2 separate regions of the Homo sapiens genome follow, and region 2 is linked to region 1. A link is an interaction called in ENCODE POLR2A ChIA-PET data of the cell type or tissue named here. Cell type or tissue: MCF 10A. All regions are shown on one strand. Each heading gives the region's core, and the rest is flanking DNA. Links, peaks and the distances in the headings are about the cores only. Region 1 overlaps LMTK2 (lemur tyrosine kinase 2). Region 2 overlaps LMTK2 (lemur tyrosine kinase 2).

Region 1 (8,400 bases), core at 218-8,217:
ACATGGTGAAACCCCGTCTCTACTAAAAAGTCAGCTGAGTGTGGTGGCGGGCACTTATAGTCCCAGCTACTCAGGAGGCTGAGGTTGAACCCGGGAGGCGGAGGTTGCAGTGAGCTGAGATCGCACCACTGTGCCCAGGCCTAGTGACAGAGCAAGACTCCATCTCAAAAAAAGCAAAAAAAGAAAGGTTTGGTTTCATCATACCAGTCTACTACTTGCACTTAATAAATACCAAATACCACTTTATATCTTCATATCATTGGTTTTTTGTTTGTTTGTTTAAGAGACAAAGTCTTGCTCTGTTGCCCAGGCTGGAGTGCAGTGAACTGTCATGGTTTACTGCATCCCTGAACTCCTAGGCTCAAGCAGTCCTCCCATGTCAGCTCCTGAGTAGCTGGGACTATAGGCGCATGTAACCATGCTTGGCCAATTTTTACTTTTTGTAGAGATGGTCTACAAAAGTAAAGTTGCCATGTTGCCCAGGCTGGTCTCAAACTCCTGGCCTCAAGCAGTCCTCTGGCTTCGGCCTCCCACGGTGTTGGGATTATAGGTGTGAGCCACAGTGTCCGGCCTACATCATTGTTTAAGTCCTGTCTCTTTACCTAGTTTGCAAGGACCGTGTCTTATATCCTTGGGATAGCACATTTTTGGGATTGGTGTTTGGATGGTATGTCACAGGTTGTAGATGCTCTGTCAGCATTTGTAACTGAGGATGATGAAGATGATACTAGAGAACTAAGTTCTCCAAACCAGTACCTCAGTGTGTGTCTGTGTGTGTGTGTGTGCATGTGCGTGTGTTTGTGCGTGTGTGTGTGTGTTTGTGTCCGCGTGTGTGTGTGTGAAGGAGAGGGTATGAGCTGAAGCCTCTCATTCTCTTGCGGACTTGACTTCCCATGCAGCCACAGACCTTCACCTGGGATGAGGCCATTTATAGTTTTTTTTTTATTAAAACCTTTTTCTTTCACAACAATTTTAGATTTACAGAAACATTGCAAAGATAGTACAGAGTGTTCCTGTGTATCTTTTACCCAGTCCCTGTTGTTAACATCCTATATTAATGTAGTACATTTGTCACAACTAAGGAACAAGTATTAATATATTGCTATTAAATAAGTCCACAGCTTGTTCAGTTTCTTTAATATTTCTCTAGTGTCTTTTTTTCTCTTCCAGGAAACCACATTACATTTAGTAGTTATGCCCCTTGGGCTCCCCCAGTCCATTCCTTGTTTAGAGTGACCTGGACAGCTTTGAGGAGTACTGACTGGTCAGATATTTTGTAGAATGTCCCTCAACTGGGATTTGTCTGATGTTTTTCTCACGATTAGACTGGGGGTGTGGGTTTCTGGGAGGAAGACCACAGAGTTAAAGTGCCATTCTCATCACATCACATCAAGGGTGTGTGCACACAACATCACACAGCATGACTTGTCACTTGATCACCTGGCTGAGTAGTGTTTGTCAGCTTTCACCCTGTAAAGTTACTCTGTCCTCCCCTCCCCATGGTGTACGAGTGCAGGGTCAACACTTAATGAGTGGCAAGCTGTGCTCCACCTCTTTGCAAGGAAGTGTCTGTAGACATTCTTTGGAGTTCTGTTGAAGAGACTCGCGTATTCTCTTCTTTTCTTTTTTTCTTCCTCTTCCCCTTCCCTTTCCTTGACAGGTCTTGCTCTGTAGTCCAAACTGGAGTGCAGTAGCACAGTCATGACTCACTGCAGCCTTGAACTCCCGGGCCCATGCGATCCTCTGTTTATTTCTTTATTCAAGCATTTACTTATGTCAGTGTGGATGCATGGATATTTATTTTATACTTCGAGTTGATTCCACAGTGTTGTTTATTTGTTCTTACATTGTACCAGCTTTGGCCATCGAGAGCTCTTTCAGTTAGCTCCTGGGTGCCCCGCTGACATATCCTCATTTTTTTTTTAAGCATTTCCTTATTTTCTGGCATTTCAAGAAGCTACAGGTTCATCTTGTATATTCCCTGCCCCAGTCCTAGAATCAGCCTTTTCTTCAAGGAGCTCTGGTTCCTCTGATTGGAGAGTGATATGAGAAACCAAGATCTGGGCCAGGCGCAGTGGCTCATGCCTGTAATCCCAGCACTTTGGGAGGCCGAGGTGGGCGGATCACTTGAGGTCAGGAGTTCAAGACTAGCCTGACCAACGTGGTAAAACCTCGTCTCTACTAACAATACAAAAATTAGCCAGGTGTGGTGGTGTGCGCCTGTAATCCCAGCTACTCGGGAGGTTGAGGCAGGAGAATCACTTGAACCCAGGAGATGGAAGTTGCAATGAGCCGAGATCGGACCACTGCACTCCAGCCTGGGTGACAGAGTGAGATTGTCTCAAAAAAAACCAAACAAACAAAAAAAACAAGATCTGGGTGCTGGGTTTGCTCATTGCTTCTGGGCATTTTTAATAGATTTTTGATCCTCTGCTTCCTGTACCTAATCTTTGGGGTTGTGGGGAGGGGAGGAGAGAGCAACTTTGGGACCTCTTAGAGACAGATGAGCTGGAAGGACTCTGTCCATGTTTTCTCCCTGTCACTTAAACTATTAAATACCACCATAAACATTCTAAATACCATGTTTGTGGTACTAACTGCATTATAATGATATTGGCAGAATCTTATTTTTCTTTTTAGAGTAATAAATATATGAAAAATAGATTCGATTTACCTCCTCCAAGAGCAGCTTAATCTCTGAGAATATGAACGAAACCTCTTTGGCTTAAGAATTTAGTTAGAGAGGATTATTTTGGGGGGTCTTTCAGTGTTGGAATTGCTGAAAAGGTTTATAGGCAACTCCTTGAATTGGTAAAAGTTCAGATGAAATTTCTACTGGCGAGTCTCTTGAAGAGCATGGGGCTGTAGACTTGCTTTGATCTGTTTACTGAGCTTTGCTTTGCTTTTTTTTTCTTTTTATTATAGAAAATTTCAAACATACAGAAAAATAGAGTGAAGTGGTATAGTGGACCCTCGTGTTCCCGTCACCCAGCATCCACAGTATTTTCATTCATGATTCATCTTGTTTCACCTTTACCCTTCCCTCTGCCCTAGCCTTTGTTGTATTGATGTAAATCTCAGTGACGGATCAGTGCAGCTGAAAATGCTTCAGGAAGAAGTAAGTGTGTTTTTATAAAACAGGATGGCTTGCGTGCAGATCACCTAGGTATTTGTAGAAATGCAGATTTTGGCCGGGCGCAGTGGCTCATGCCTGTAATCCCAACACTTTGGGAAACCGAGGCAGGCAGATCATGAGGTCAGGAGATCGAGACCGTCCTGGCTAACATGGTGAAACCGCGTCTCTACTAAAAATACAAAAAATTAGCCAGGTGTGGTGGCGGGTGCCTGTAGTCCCAGCTACTCAGGAGGCTGAGGCAAGATAATCGCTTGAACCTGGGAGGCGGAGGTTGCAGTGAACCAAGATAGTGCCACTGCACTCCCGCCTGGGTGACAGAGTGAGAATCCATCTCAAAAAAAAAAAAAAAAAAAGAAATGCAGATTTCTGGGTCCCAAACTAACCAGCTGAATCAAAATGCTGAAGGCTGGGCTGGAATCCTGCATTTATAATAGTTTTCTGGTTATTTCTCCCCTCATCCCCTCACTGCCACAACACACATATTTCATCTTCTACTACGTACAAAATAATACCAGTTATTTACTGGAAATCTGTTGACTTGTGTAACTAGTGAGAATCAAGGAAAGGAGGAAAACATTCCATTTGATTAAAAACTTGAGATTTTAAAATGAATGCCAACACCTGAAATCTGAAGAGCTCACTCATCCTGAGCACCACGTGTAAATATCTCCCTGTGAGTACATATGCCATCACCACAAAGGAATTCAAGCACTCCGGGGCAGAACACAGCTAAAGCTTGAAATAAGTATTTTTTTATTTTTTTAAAAACTTCACTCCTTCTCTAGATGTCTGTATGAATAATAGCTTCTTTACATTTTACGAATATCATGTATAAATATCAGGGAAAACAGCAGGTAGTCCGACAATCAGATGCTGGTACCGTGAGCTGAGAATCTTGGTGCCAGTCCTGGACCACCAGGCCTCAGCTCACTGCAGCTAGAGTCAGGGTGGCAGGTGACTCGTAGGGAAATTTTGAGAGCAGGTATAAAACCGTGACATTCTTAATTCCCTTGGTGATAAATGGGTGTGCTGTAACGTGAGAACCCCTGATTCGTAATCTATACGGTAACTTGCAGGGTGTTTTGTTTTGCTAGGATAATATGTTGTTAGCATCTTGCTTTTAAAAAGTTTATTTTTCTAAGCTAACTCATTTAGGTGTAGCCTAGGATTTGTAGCCTATTTCATATTTTTTGATAGGTACTTTTTTTTAAAAGCTGTTTGTTGTTATATTTTGATATATTTGCTGTGGATGATTGATCTGTACAAAATTTTCTTATGATGAGCTAAAAAAAGTAAACTGTCTCTGAAGCTGCTACATTATAATGATTGTATAATCATCAGTCGGGTTTGATGAAGAACACCATAGGCTCTTGTATTAGTACAGACTATTTTTTGACAACATGTATGCCTTGGGTGGGAGAAAAGAATTTAGTTACATCTATGATAGCGGTTTTTGAGAGAGGAGCTGCTCTTATTTAAAAGTGAAACCACTATAATTTTAAAAGGCTTATTTTTTTTTCCCCCTTCAGGCTCATATTCTCAGTCCATCCCCAAACTTTGTTTTCCCTGTTTTTGCTAGACTGAGGAAGGGACTTGAGTTTGACATGGTATAATTGCAACCTTTAATTATAGGAAGTAAATCCCCAAGACATCTTGGACTTAGAAGATAAAGGAGGAGAAGTTTGCAATCATTTTGCACATTTAAAATATCTGTTTTAACCAACTAGTAATTATAAAATTTTGTAGTTGCAGCTTTTTACTGCAAAACTAAAGTGTTGTGATCTATTGGTGGCCTCTCAGATTAGCCACTAAATTTAAGTTTAAAGTATTTTTCTCATCGCAGATTCTTCTCAGAACCCTCAATAAATTAAACTTGTGCCCCTTTCAAGAGGAAAAAATATCCTGTCCCCATTCTTTCCTGGCAATTTGCCCCTGTAGAAGGGTTCCCTATCTAGGCAGCAGCGGTTGCTTCCCCGGATCCAGCCTGTCAGTTACTGAGCAGAGCCCCACTTGACTCTTACCTCAGACTGTTATTAAAATGCAACACCCTGACACTGATTGCTGGTAAGGCACTGAAAAATAACCAACTTACCAAAATAGCCCCCTGGGAACACTCTCCCAGAGGCCTGCCACAGCAGTACAATTCGGGAATCTGTCATCTAACTTAGTTTTCTGTATTGAAAAGAAAATTCACTTTAATAAAGAGCTGATCACCAACATTAACCGTATAGGCACCCGGTAGACTTAGAAAATGTTGGGACCGTAAATCCTAGTCTGTAGAATTTTAGAGTTGAAATGCCAGTTTTACAGATGCAGTCAGTCTCACACCGCCAGTTAGGGGCAGGTCCGATTCAAGAGTGAGGGTCCTAAGGTCCAGGCCACCCGTTCACCCTGGTGAACCGCATTGTGCTTTAAAGAACCTCTGTAGTGCGATGCGCATGCACACACGGAGACCCAACTCCAGCCACTTCTCTGGATATTGATTTCTGTATATTCTCTGAAAGTACTGGGGTGAAATGTTAAACTACGAATCATAAGATTGCCTCTTGAAGTACTAAAGAAAATGCCATATTGAAAATTAGGAAACCAAGCCTGGCGTGGTGGCTCACTCCTGTAATCCCAGCACTTTGGGAGGCCAAGGCAGGTGGATCATGAGGTTAGGAGATCAAGACCATCCTGGCCAACATGGTGAAACCTTGTTTCTACTAAAATACAAAAAAAAAAAATTAGCCTGGCATGGTGGTGTGCACCTTTAGTCCCAGCAACTCGGGAGGCTGAGGCAGAGGAATCGCTTGAACCCAGGAGGGTGGAGGTTGCAGTGAGCCGAGATTGCGCCACTGCATTCCAGCCTGGCACAGAGCCAGACTCCATCTCAAAAAAAAAAAAGAAAATTAGGAAACCAAAGTGCTAGCTTCCATAATTAGGCTGAAAAAAATCACATTCATATTGTTTTTAAATTTGTGCCGGGCATGGTGGCTCAGGGCTGTAATCCCAGCACTTTGGGAGGCTGAGGCGGCTGGATCGCTTGAGGCCAGGAGTTCGAGACCAGCCTGGGCAACATGGCAAGACCTCGACGCTACAAAAATTTTTTAAAAAAATTAGCTGGGTGTGGTGGTGTGCACCTGTGGTTACAGCTACTCAAGAGGCTGAGGTGGGAGGATCACTTGAGCCTGAGAGGTCTAGGCTGTGTTCGCACCTCTGCACTCCAGCCTGGGCGACAGAGCCGGACTGTCGAGACCGTGTCTCGGGTTAAAAAAAAAATTGTAAAAACAACTATTTAGTTTCTACCTATGAGATGACATTATACCATTTAATTAAAGGTAATAAAAATGTTTCTGACTTTTAAGAAGTGTAATCATAAACTTGTAAGCATTCATTTGTAAACATGAAAGATACTTTAAACACCACCATTGATTTATATGCTTTTGTGGAGGTCTGGACTCCTTTTTTTTTCCTTTCCAACTTTCGTTTTTGTTTCGGGGGGTGCATGTGCAGGTTTGTCACGTGGGTAAATTGCATGTCGTGGGGATTTGGTGTATAGATAATTTTGTCACCCAGGCAATCAGCATAGTACCCCATAGGCAGTTTCCCAGTTCTCACCCTCCTCCAACCCTGGATGGTTTTAGGAATCCGCAACTGCTGTAGGTCCCAAGAATAATGCTCATTGGCGGATATTTTGTATATCCTTTCAAGAGTCACGGACAGGTATTTTAAAAAGCGTGTGGAACAGTCAACAAATGTCATTTTTCTCCTCTTCTTTCTCTCAGCTCTTTAAAACAAGGCATTGTGACCCATGCCTCTCATCCCACCCTTTCCTGGCAGCTGCAGCATCCCTCACTTATGTCCTCTTTGTCTCCTGCTCCTGGACCCTTGCTGTCAGCTTATATAATAAATAACAGTTCAGTGAATAACTCTACATGGTGTGTGTGTGTGTGTGTGTGTGTGTGTGTGTGTGTGTGTGTGTGTGTGTATATATATAACTGGATCTCACTCTGTCCCCTAGGCTGGGGTGTCCCTTCCCAAAGTGCTGGGCTTACAGGCTGAGCCACTGTGCCTGGCCTGCATAACACTTTTAAACATGCTTTTCTCCTCTGCCTTCCATGGTAGTATGCCTCCCTGTTGCCTCCGAAACATCCTTTTTCCTGTTTCCTATCAGCTCTGTTTCTTTGTCCCCTCCCTTAAATGTTGTTTCTTATCTCCTTGGTTCTCTTTTTTTTTTCCTTCCCCCTTGATCTATTTTGTAAATTATATTTGCAAATGATGCATGTAAATAGTTTTAAAAAATTAAATAGTTTTTCAGGGTTTATCATAAAAATAGTGAATCCCTGTCCTGTCCCGTTCCTCCCCATCCCTGCTGCTGGCTCCCAGTGGCAACGCCCTGCAGCTCTTTTAGCCACATTGTGGGCTAATGTGCTTGTAGCACTGTTTGTTGCTTTAATCAGATACTGAGTTTCTACTATGCATGACAAGGATTTATATATTCACACACATACGTGCATTCACCCTTTTTCTCAACACAGTCACTTAAACTTTTCCATTAAATCAGCATTCATTATTTACATTTTTATGGCTACAGACATTGTTTACAACTGACCCTATAGTGTTTGTGATGATTACAGTTCTTTGGTTAGTTTTTTATGAACACATCATTAATCCGTCCCAGGTGCCTTGTCAGCAGCTTAAATCTCCTCTCCGTGTGTTTGGCTGTTGTGTCCTGGAACCCTTGTGTCCTATGCCAGTCTTGCAGTGGTGTCTCTGTGGCCGCTGTCCAGCCTCTTGAGAGGTCTGAAGCTTTTAAGACTTCCTATGTGTCTAGATCTGAACAGTTGTAAAGCTGTGCCTTGGTATGAGTCTCGTTTCATCCATTTCATTCATCAACATGGATGCACAATGGGCCCTTTGAACCTTGAAAGTTGTGTGCTTTAGTTCTGGCCAATTTTCATATATACACACACACACACACACACACAGACATACACATGTATGTGTATATATGCACACACTTTTTGGGAAGAATTCTCTTCCTTCTCTTTGTTCTTTCCATCTAAAGCTTCTATCAGCAGATTGTTGGATGTTTTGGAATGAGCTTCTACTTTACTTCTGTTGATCTTTTTGTCTGTGTTCTACTGCTATGTGCAAGTATTTTTTTCAATTTCATTTGATTTCCAGGAGGCCTCCTCTCCCACTTTTTAAATAGCCTCTTTCCTCTCATGAGTATACTGTCTCTTGTTATTTCTGAGAATATAGTTGTTGTTTTTTATTAT
Region 2 (8,400 bases), core at 279-8,278, 69 kb after region 1:
AAAGGAAGCAGTACACTTAGAAGGGCCAAGCGGGTGACTTGCAAGATCCAAGTGCCCTGTTCAACCCTTGACTTGGGGTTTTGTACATTGTTATGGTTCTGGGGTTTGCTGAAGTTGTGCACGTGTTCACTTGAGGAGTTTTTTCCTTAACCTGTCGAGCGTTCCCAGTGGGAGGTCGTATAAGAGGCCATTTTGCCTCTTAGTGTGCCTGTTTGAGGTCTTTGAGAAGAGGATAACACCAGTTCCGAGTGTTTTCTGTCTGTTAGGAGACTGTCTTTTCCTGGTGCTGGCTGTGACCACTTATCATTTTAGAGAGACAGTTTAACAACCACCTGACCATCACTTTATTGTCGCCTGACAGTCCTGGGGGCAACGGGTTGGGGGTATGTGTGTGGGGGTGCTCTCCTGCCCTGTCCATATCTGCCTAACTACCTACTCTAACATACCTATGAGCTGAAAGCCTCCACTTAGAGTGTTTGAGTTGTTCTGCCTTTTTTGACTGAGCCATTGTACATCTTACATGTGTTGATTGATGTCTTATGTCTTCCTAAAATGTATAAAATTGAACTGTAGCCTGACCACCTTGGACACATGTCGTCAGGACCTCCTGAGGCTGTGTCACAGGCACGTCCTTAACCTTGGCAAAATAAACTTCTAAATTGAATGAGAAAAAAAAAGAAAAGAAAAGAAAATACAAGGAAACAAGCCATACATCCGGTTTTAATGTAGAACGTGGTACAGATATGGTCAGTATTTAACCTGAGCTAGTTACTTGCCTAAAAGTGTGATCATCTTTATTATTTAAGTGATTGATGACATATGTAATACTTCTACTATGAAAAAGAATTTTGAGAGGTTAATTCTTAAGCAGAGAGCTCAATATACTTACTCGGATCCCGAGAGAAAGCCCATTTCTGTGGCATTTCCATACAGCATGATCCTGGTTGTTGATTCTTCTTGCCATGTTCACTTCCCTCTGTTTTCAGTGATTTAGCCCTGCGGAATTGTTTTCTCACCTCCGACTTAAATGTGAAAGTGGGAGATTACGGAATAGGATTCAGCAGGTACAAGGTAAGCCAGAGGTTTAAATGTTTTCAGTCTGATTTAATTTGAATTGTGAAGTTGTAATGTCACCAAATGCCCCACTGTTTGTATAAGAATCTTAGTCGCTAGGCTTTCTGGAGAGGGATTTGCAGCAGTCATTTTAATGTGGTCTAGGCTTCTGGCGTGTGGCTTGTGTAAGTCTGCGGCTTTGCATCCGAGGTTTTGCAACAGCTTTCCAAAAGTTTCGTTTAAAAATATTTATAAACACTGTAAATGATGTAGTCTGATGGTGCATAATAAATTTTAGAGTGAACACATGAGCAACAGTAGTTATTATTACCTGTTATGATAAAATATACATATCATATAAATGTTTCTCCATTACGTGGTCAGTAAAATTTCAGCTCATGTTCAGTAACCTGGGGATCTAGGTTTTTTTAACTCTGTCATGAATATATTCTAAAGGAAATAAGTGAAGAAGTCAATGAAGTTTCCATTTGTGTGTGTCTGTGTAGCCCCAGTGAATGAGGTAGAGCGTTCTGGGGCAGAGAATGGGACTGTCCCAGCTCCGGGCTGTCAGGAGACCTCGGATAAGCCACTTGACCTCCATTTTCTTTTCCTTTCTTTTTTTTTTTTTTAAACGGAGTCTTGCTATATTGCCCAGGCTGTTCTTAAACTCCTGGGTTCAAGCAACTTGCCTGCCTTGGCCTCCCAGAGTACTAGGATTACAGGTGTGAGTCACCCCACCCAGCCTTGACCTCCGCTTTCTGAGCAGCAACATACGGATAAGATCTGTTCTGTTTTTCGGAGTTCTTGTGAGGACCAAACGGGTAATATTTTCAAAAAATATTATGCAAATAGAAATTGGTTATTTGTCTACATAGTAGCTCTAGTGTCTCGAGCACTTGCTAGATGTCAGGCACTTAGCACCTGCCTGTATCCTGCATCATCTCTTTTTTTTTTTTTTCTTTTTTTGAGATGGGGTCTCGCTGTCACCCTGGCTGGAGTGCAGTGGCGCGATCTCGGCTCACTGCAACCTCCGCCTCCCGGGTTCAAGCGATTCTCCTGCCTTAGCCTTCCGAGTAACTGGGACTACAGGGTCCCTCCACCACGCCCAGCTAATTTTTGTATTTTTAGTGGAGACGGGTTTCACCCTGTTGGCCAGGCTGGTCTCGAACTCCTGACTTTGTGATCCGCCCACCTCAGCCTTCCAAAGTGCTGGGATTGCAGGCGTGAGCCACCGAGCCCGGCCTGCATCATCTCATTTAATCCTCACCGCAGAGGGGAGGTTTGTGTTCTCCTCACTTCACAGATCAGGAAAAAACTTCACAAAGTTGTTGCTTGCGTAGAATCACATAGCTGGTAAATGGTAGAATGAGGACTTCAAACCCCGGTCTGTCAGAGTCTAAAGCCTACAGTCTTGCTCCCTAACTGGCTTCACTGTTCAGCGCATAAGTCCCAGTATATATTGTTTTAGTGTTTTGCTCAGAGTCTATGTTATATGCATCAGACACAGCGTACTTTCTTATCCAAGAAGGATGACTTAGCAAGCGTTCATGGCTCGCAGATGAGGTCATGAAGCCCAGGAGGCTTCAGCAAAACTCCTTACCCACTTTCTGCCCAGAAAGTCACTCTTCATGCCTGCTTTTTTTTCTGACCTGGTTTTTGGATTGGGTATATGTTTTCTGAGAATACCATGGATTTAAATTCTTGAACTCACCAAAAGTATAATTCTATTCAAAATTCTGTGTGCTTTCTAACAAAACAGGAGGATTATATTGAAACAGATGATAAAAAAGTTTTCCCTCTGCGATGGACTGCTCCAGAATTAGTAACCAGCTTTCAAGACAGACTGCTAACTGCAGATCAGACTAAGTATAGTAATATCTGGTACGTATTGGCTTACCGTTTTATTAGTCATTTCTTTGGCAAAGTCCTAACTTCTTCCTCTTTGAGTACTTCCTTAAAGGAAAGTAGTTGTATAAGATGTAGGAACAAAAGAGTATCTGATGGTGTGAAAAAGACAGTTTAAAAGACACAAATAGTAATTATCACAATTGTGGTGATGGAGTTAACGTTTTGAATACTGCCCCTGCTACCCATTTTCCTTTAGAAAAGCAGGAACCAAGTCTGTTTCATATTCTGTGCCTCCCACAGGGCCTGACATGTAATAGATATTTAATATGTATTTATTGAAGTGAAAGAAGAAACTGAAAGGGGTGTGGACTATCATGTTTATACTATGATTTATAGGAGTCAGTTTAATGGGAGCTAAAAAGATGCACCTAAAACTTTGACTAACAATTTCTGTCACAGCCTTCTTAATTTATAGCTATGTTTTATGTGCTGTTGTCCTGCTTTTTTTTTTCTCTCCTTGCTTTCTTTTGGATTGATTTCTTTAAAACAATTTTTTTGCTTTTATTATTTTTTTCATTGATGCATATAATTGGACATATTTATGGGGTACAGTGATATATATATATGTTTTTGTTGTTGTTGTTGTTGTTGTTGTTTTGAGATAGAGTCTCACTGTCGCCCAGGCTGGAGTACAGTGGTGTAGTCTCGGCTCACGGCTCACTGCAGTGTCCACCTCCCTGGTTCAAGTAATTCTTGTGCCTCAGCCTCCCGAGTAATTGGGATTACCAATATGTACTACCACACCATTTTTGTACTTTTAGTAGAGATGGAGTTTTGCCATGGCTGGTCTCGAACTCCTGAACTCAAGTGATCCGCCTGCCTCGTCCTCCCAAAGTACTGGGATTACAGGCGTGAGCCACCGCACCTGGCCCAGTGTAATATTTTGATACCTATATACAGTGTGTGATGATCAAATCAGGGTAACTAGTATCCCCTTCACTCCAGACATGTATCATTTTTTCTTTTTGTTTTTGGGAACATTCAAAAGCCGCTCTTAGAGCTGTTTGAAAATATACAAAAATTTGTTGTTAATTATAGTCACCCTTCAGTGCTTTAGAACACTAGATCTTATTCCTCCTTCCCAGCCGAAATTTTGTATTCGTTAGTCAGCTTCTCACTATTCCTCCTCTCCCTCCCCTTCCCTGCCTCAAGTAATCACTCTTCTACTCTCTACTTCTATGAGATCAACCTTTTTATCTTCCACGAGTGATGAGGTTTTCTTCCTTTTTCTTTCCCCCTTGTGTATCTGCTCTACCTAGTGTATCGTGAGTCTGATACTTCTGTGTTTTTTCATGTTGATGGTTATCCTCCTTTAGCTTCCAGATACAGGACTCCTGGACCATTTCTCTTAAGGCATGTCTCATAATGATGAATTCCTTCAGTTTTTGCTTATCTGGGAAAGACTTTATTTCTCCATTTTTTAAAAAAAGTTATTATTATATATATTTTTTTAGTAGAGACGAGGTCATGCTGTGTTGCCCAGGCTGGTCTTGAACTCCTGGCCCCAAGCAATCCTCATGCCTTAGTCTCCTAGAGTGCTGGGATTATAGTCATGAGCCATCGCGCCCAACCCTCCTTCATTTCCGAAGGATATCTTTGCAGGGCATAGTGTTCTTGGCTGCCAATTTCAGTACTTTGAGTATACCATCCTATTCTCTGCTTCCCTCCTATGTGACTTAATGCTTTTCTCTGGCTGTTTTTAGAATTTTTATCTTTGTCTTTGGCTTTTGACAATTTGACTATAATGTGCCTCTGAAATGACCTTTTGGGGTTGATTGTATTTTAAGGACCTTTGAGCTTCCTGGATCTGGATGTCTGTATCTCTCCCAAGACTTGGGAAGTTTTTAAGCTGTTCTTTCCTTAAATAGCCTTTCTCTGCCTTCTCCTAGCTCTTTTATTTCTGTAACTCCCATAATGTGTGTATTTGTTTGCACTGTAGTCTCCCATAAGCCCTGAAGCCTCCCTTCACTCCTTTTCATTCTTCTGTCTTTTTCCCTCTGACTGGGTGATTTCAAACAACCTTTCTTCAAGTTGAGAGGTTCTTCTGCTTGAGTCTGTTGTTGAAGTTCTGTATTTCTTTTTATTTCATTTATTGAATTCTTCAGCTGGGCTTACTGCCTGTGAGGACCCCAGGCGACCCCAGTGTGAGGACTGTAGTGTCCACGGTGAGCAGTGTGAGGATGTAGGGGTCCACAGTGAGATCCTCTTACTTGCCCTTACCTGGAAGAGAAAGTTGCTCCTGGTTCCTGGCTGCGCCTGCCAGGGATGGGGTGGTGGAGGCCAGGCGTTTCCTTCCGCTCTCGCTGTGGCTGTCCTGAATCTCCTGAGTACCTGTTACTCCTTTGATGGGCTCTGGTGCTCTCCTTTAGTGATTTTTGTCAAAATGTAGTTGCTTCTTTGTTGTTTGGGGCGTGTCGTGGAGGGTTAGCTGGACATCAGAATCACTGGGGAACTTTTTAAAACGTGAGTTTTCTAGGCCACACCTGGATCTACCAACTAAGCATCCTTTAGGGGTGGATCTGACCTAGCAGTGTGTGTGTTCACGGCTTCCCAGAGGACACAGATGAGAGTCACGTTCGGGAACATTGCAGTAAATAGACACAAATGCGGGATGGAGGCAGTGCGTGGTGGGGAGGAAATGCAGAGACCTCGTGGAGGAAATGAGAGGCAGCTCCTCTGACCCAGGAAGCCAGCAGAGGCTGTTTCCATGGGGACAGAGCACCGCAGTGTGAGAGAGGATTGGGCTGGGACTGAGAAGGGCGTTCCTGCTGTGGTGAGGCAGCCCTCAGGGTCTCTCCTGGCACACAGCTGCCAGCGTGATGGGGGATCCCTTCAGAATAGCAGCAAAACCCACGATACTGAGGAGTAACTCAAACCAAACTTGTGGGTCTCACAGAGAGGATATCGTCTTGCCCATGTAAAGATTCCTTTTAGATGGTTTCTGGTGTTTACTAATGTTGTTAATAGGTGTATTTTTCTACCAAAAAAAAAAAATCAGAATTCAGGGTATTTATCTTGTTTCCAGCAATTCTGCCAAATTTTTAGAACATTCTGATGGTCTTTCCAATAATTTATTGAGTACTTAAAAGTTGATAGTCATCTCATCCACATAATTACACCTATTATCTCTGTTTTGTACTTTTTTCATTGGCCAAAACTTCTAGGGTGGTATTCAGTAGCAAATAGGAGGCATGGTCTTCCTCATTTTAACAGAAATGCCTCTTTTTTTGCTATTGTGCTGTTGATTATTGGTTTCAGATTAAAGAACAATCTTGGCTGGTTGTGGTGGCTCACGCCTGTAATCTCAGCACTTTGGAAGGCCAAGGCAGGTGGATCACCTGAGGTCAGGACTTTGAGAGCAGCCTGGCCAACGTGGTGAAACCCTATCTCTACTAAAATTATAAAAATTGGCAGGGCATGATGGCTTGTGCCTGTAATCCCAGTTACTTGGGAGGCTGAGGCAGGAGAATCACTTGAACCCGGGAGGCAGAGGTTGCAGTGAGTGGAGATCACACCATTGCACTCCAGCCTGGGCGACAGTGAGACTCTGTCTTAAAACAACAACAACAACAACAAAGATCCTATTAATAATCTTTTCAATACACACCTTGTCCTTAAAATTACTGGCTATGTAACAAGTATGAGTGTTAAAAATTTGACATCTAAAGGGAGAGAGAAACAGCCATTTTCTTTTTCCAACAGGTCTCTGGGTGTGACACTTTGGGAGCTTTTTGACAATGCCGCACAGCCGTATTCAAACCTTTCCAACTTAGATGTCCTCAACCAAGTCATTAGAGAGAGAGACACAAAACTCCCGAAGCCCCAGCTGGAGCAGCCCTACTCTGATAGATGGTTGGTAGCCTCACATTCCGCCTGTTCTGTTTCGTCTTCACTGTGAGGTGTCCCCAAAACACAAAAAAATTCGTGGGCCAAATATTATGTTTCTTCATTTCCTCTTTCACCATGATGTCACCATGAGCTGAACTACTTAATGTGGTTGGCAGTGATGAAGGTGTAGAAATGTTTCGGGTGTTGAGTTGGCTTTAGGGTCCTTGTAAATTCTTTTCATATTGTTTATTTATTTATTTTTATTTAAAAAAAAATGTAGAGACAGGGTCTCAGTATGTTGCCCAGGCTGTTCTTGAACTCCTGGCTCAAGTGATCCTCCCACTTCAGCCTCCCATTGCCCCAGGATTACAAGTGTGAGCCAGGGTGCCTGGCCTCTTTTGATATTTTTAACTGATTCGGCCAGGCACAATGGCTCATCCCTGTAATCCCAGCACTTTGGGAGGCTGAGGTGGGCAGATCACGAGGTGAGGAGTTCAAGACCAGCCTGGCCAACATGGTGAAACCCCGTCTGTACTAAAAATACAAAAATTAGCTGGGCGCGGCAGCGGGCGCCTGTAATCCCAGCTGCTCGGGAGGCTGAGGCAAGAGAATTGCTTGAACCCAGGAGGCAGAGGTTGCAGTGAGCCGGGATCATGCCACTGCACTCCAGACTGGGTGACAGAGCAAGACTCCGTCTCGAACCAAAAAAAAAAAAAAAATTCGTGATGGTTCCACTGATTGCTTGTCGTGTGCTGCTCAGGTATGAAGTCTTACAGTTCTGTTGGCTGTCACCAGAAAAGAGACCCGCGGCTGAAGATGTGCACAGGCTGCTGACTTACCTGCGGCTGCAGAGCCAGCGGGACTCAGAGGTCGACTTTGAACAGCAGTGGAACGCTCTGAAGCCGAACACAAACAGCAGAGACTCCTCCAACAATGCTGCATTCCCAATTCTCGACCACTTTGCCAGGGACCGGCTGGGTCGTGAAATGGAGGAAGTCCTCACCGTGACCGAAACCAGCCAGGGCCTGAGCTTCGAGTATGTCTGGGAGGCCGCTAAGCACGACCACTTTGACGAGCGCAGCCGGGGCCACCTGGACGAAGGCTTGTCCTACACGAGCATCTTCTATCCGGTTGAAGTTTTTGAGAGTTCGCTTTCAGATCCTGGGCCCGGAAAGCAAGATGACAGCGGCCAGGATGTCCCCCTGAGGGTCCCTGGAGTGGTTCCTGTTTTTGATGCCCACAACCTTTCTGTTGGAAGCGACTATTATATCCAGTTAGAAGAAAAAAGTGGTAGTAACTTGGAGCTTGATTACCCACCAGCGCTGCTCACAACCGACATGGATAATCCAGAAAGGACTGGCCCTGAACTGTCCCAGCTCACGGCGCTCAGGAGCGTTGAACTTGAGGAGTCCAGTACAGATGAGGACTTCTTCCAAAGCAGTACAGACCCCAAAGACTCTAGCTTACCAGGGGACTTACACGTGACCAGTGGCCCCGAGAGCCCTTTCAACAATATATTTAATGATGTGGACAAATCGGAAGATTTGCCCAGTCACCAAAAAATATTCGACTTAATGGAATTAAACGGAGTTCAAGCCGACTTTAAACCTG

The links. ChIA-PET counts read pairs that join two places held together with the same protein. Peaks named below come from ENCODE experiments on the same cell type or tissue, not always from the same donor. Only the 100,000 strongest peaks of a DNase experiment are listed, where the experiment ranks them.
Region 2: POLR2A ChIA-PET joins it to region 1 with 5 read pairs; 5 of 35 experiments call an interaction of 5 or more read pairs at or near these places.

The regions. Positions count from the first base shown.
Region 1 is chr7:98,115,622-98,124,021 of GRCh38, forward strand. The region is part of intron 1 of LMTK2 (lemur tyrosine kinase 2); the gene reads left to right. Among named protein-coding and RNA genes, the nearest start is that of LMTK2, 13 kb to the left of the region's middle. In MCF 10A, for the core only: no CTCF peak of the experiment used is centred there; a DNase peak (open chromatin) is centred at 3,820.
Region 2 is chr7:98,184,065-98,192,464 of GRCh38, forward strand. LMTK2 (lemur tyrosine kinase 2) reads left to right here. Exons shown (of 14, transcript NM_014916.4): 8 at 987-1,071; 9 at 2,813-2,934; 10 at 6,664-6,813; 11 at 7,550-8,400. Among named protein-coding and RNA genes, the nearest start is that of BHLHA15, 23 kb to the right of the region's middle. In MCF 10A, for the core only: no CTCF peak of the experiment used is centred there; no DNase peak of the experiment used is centred there.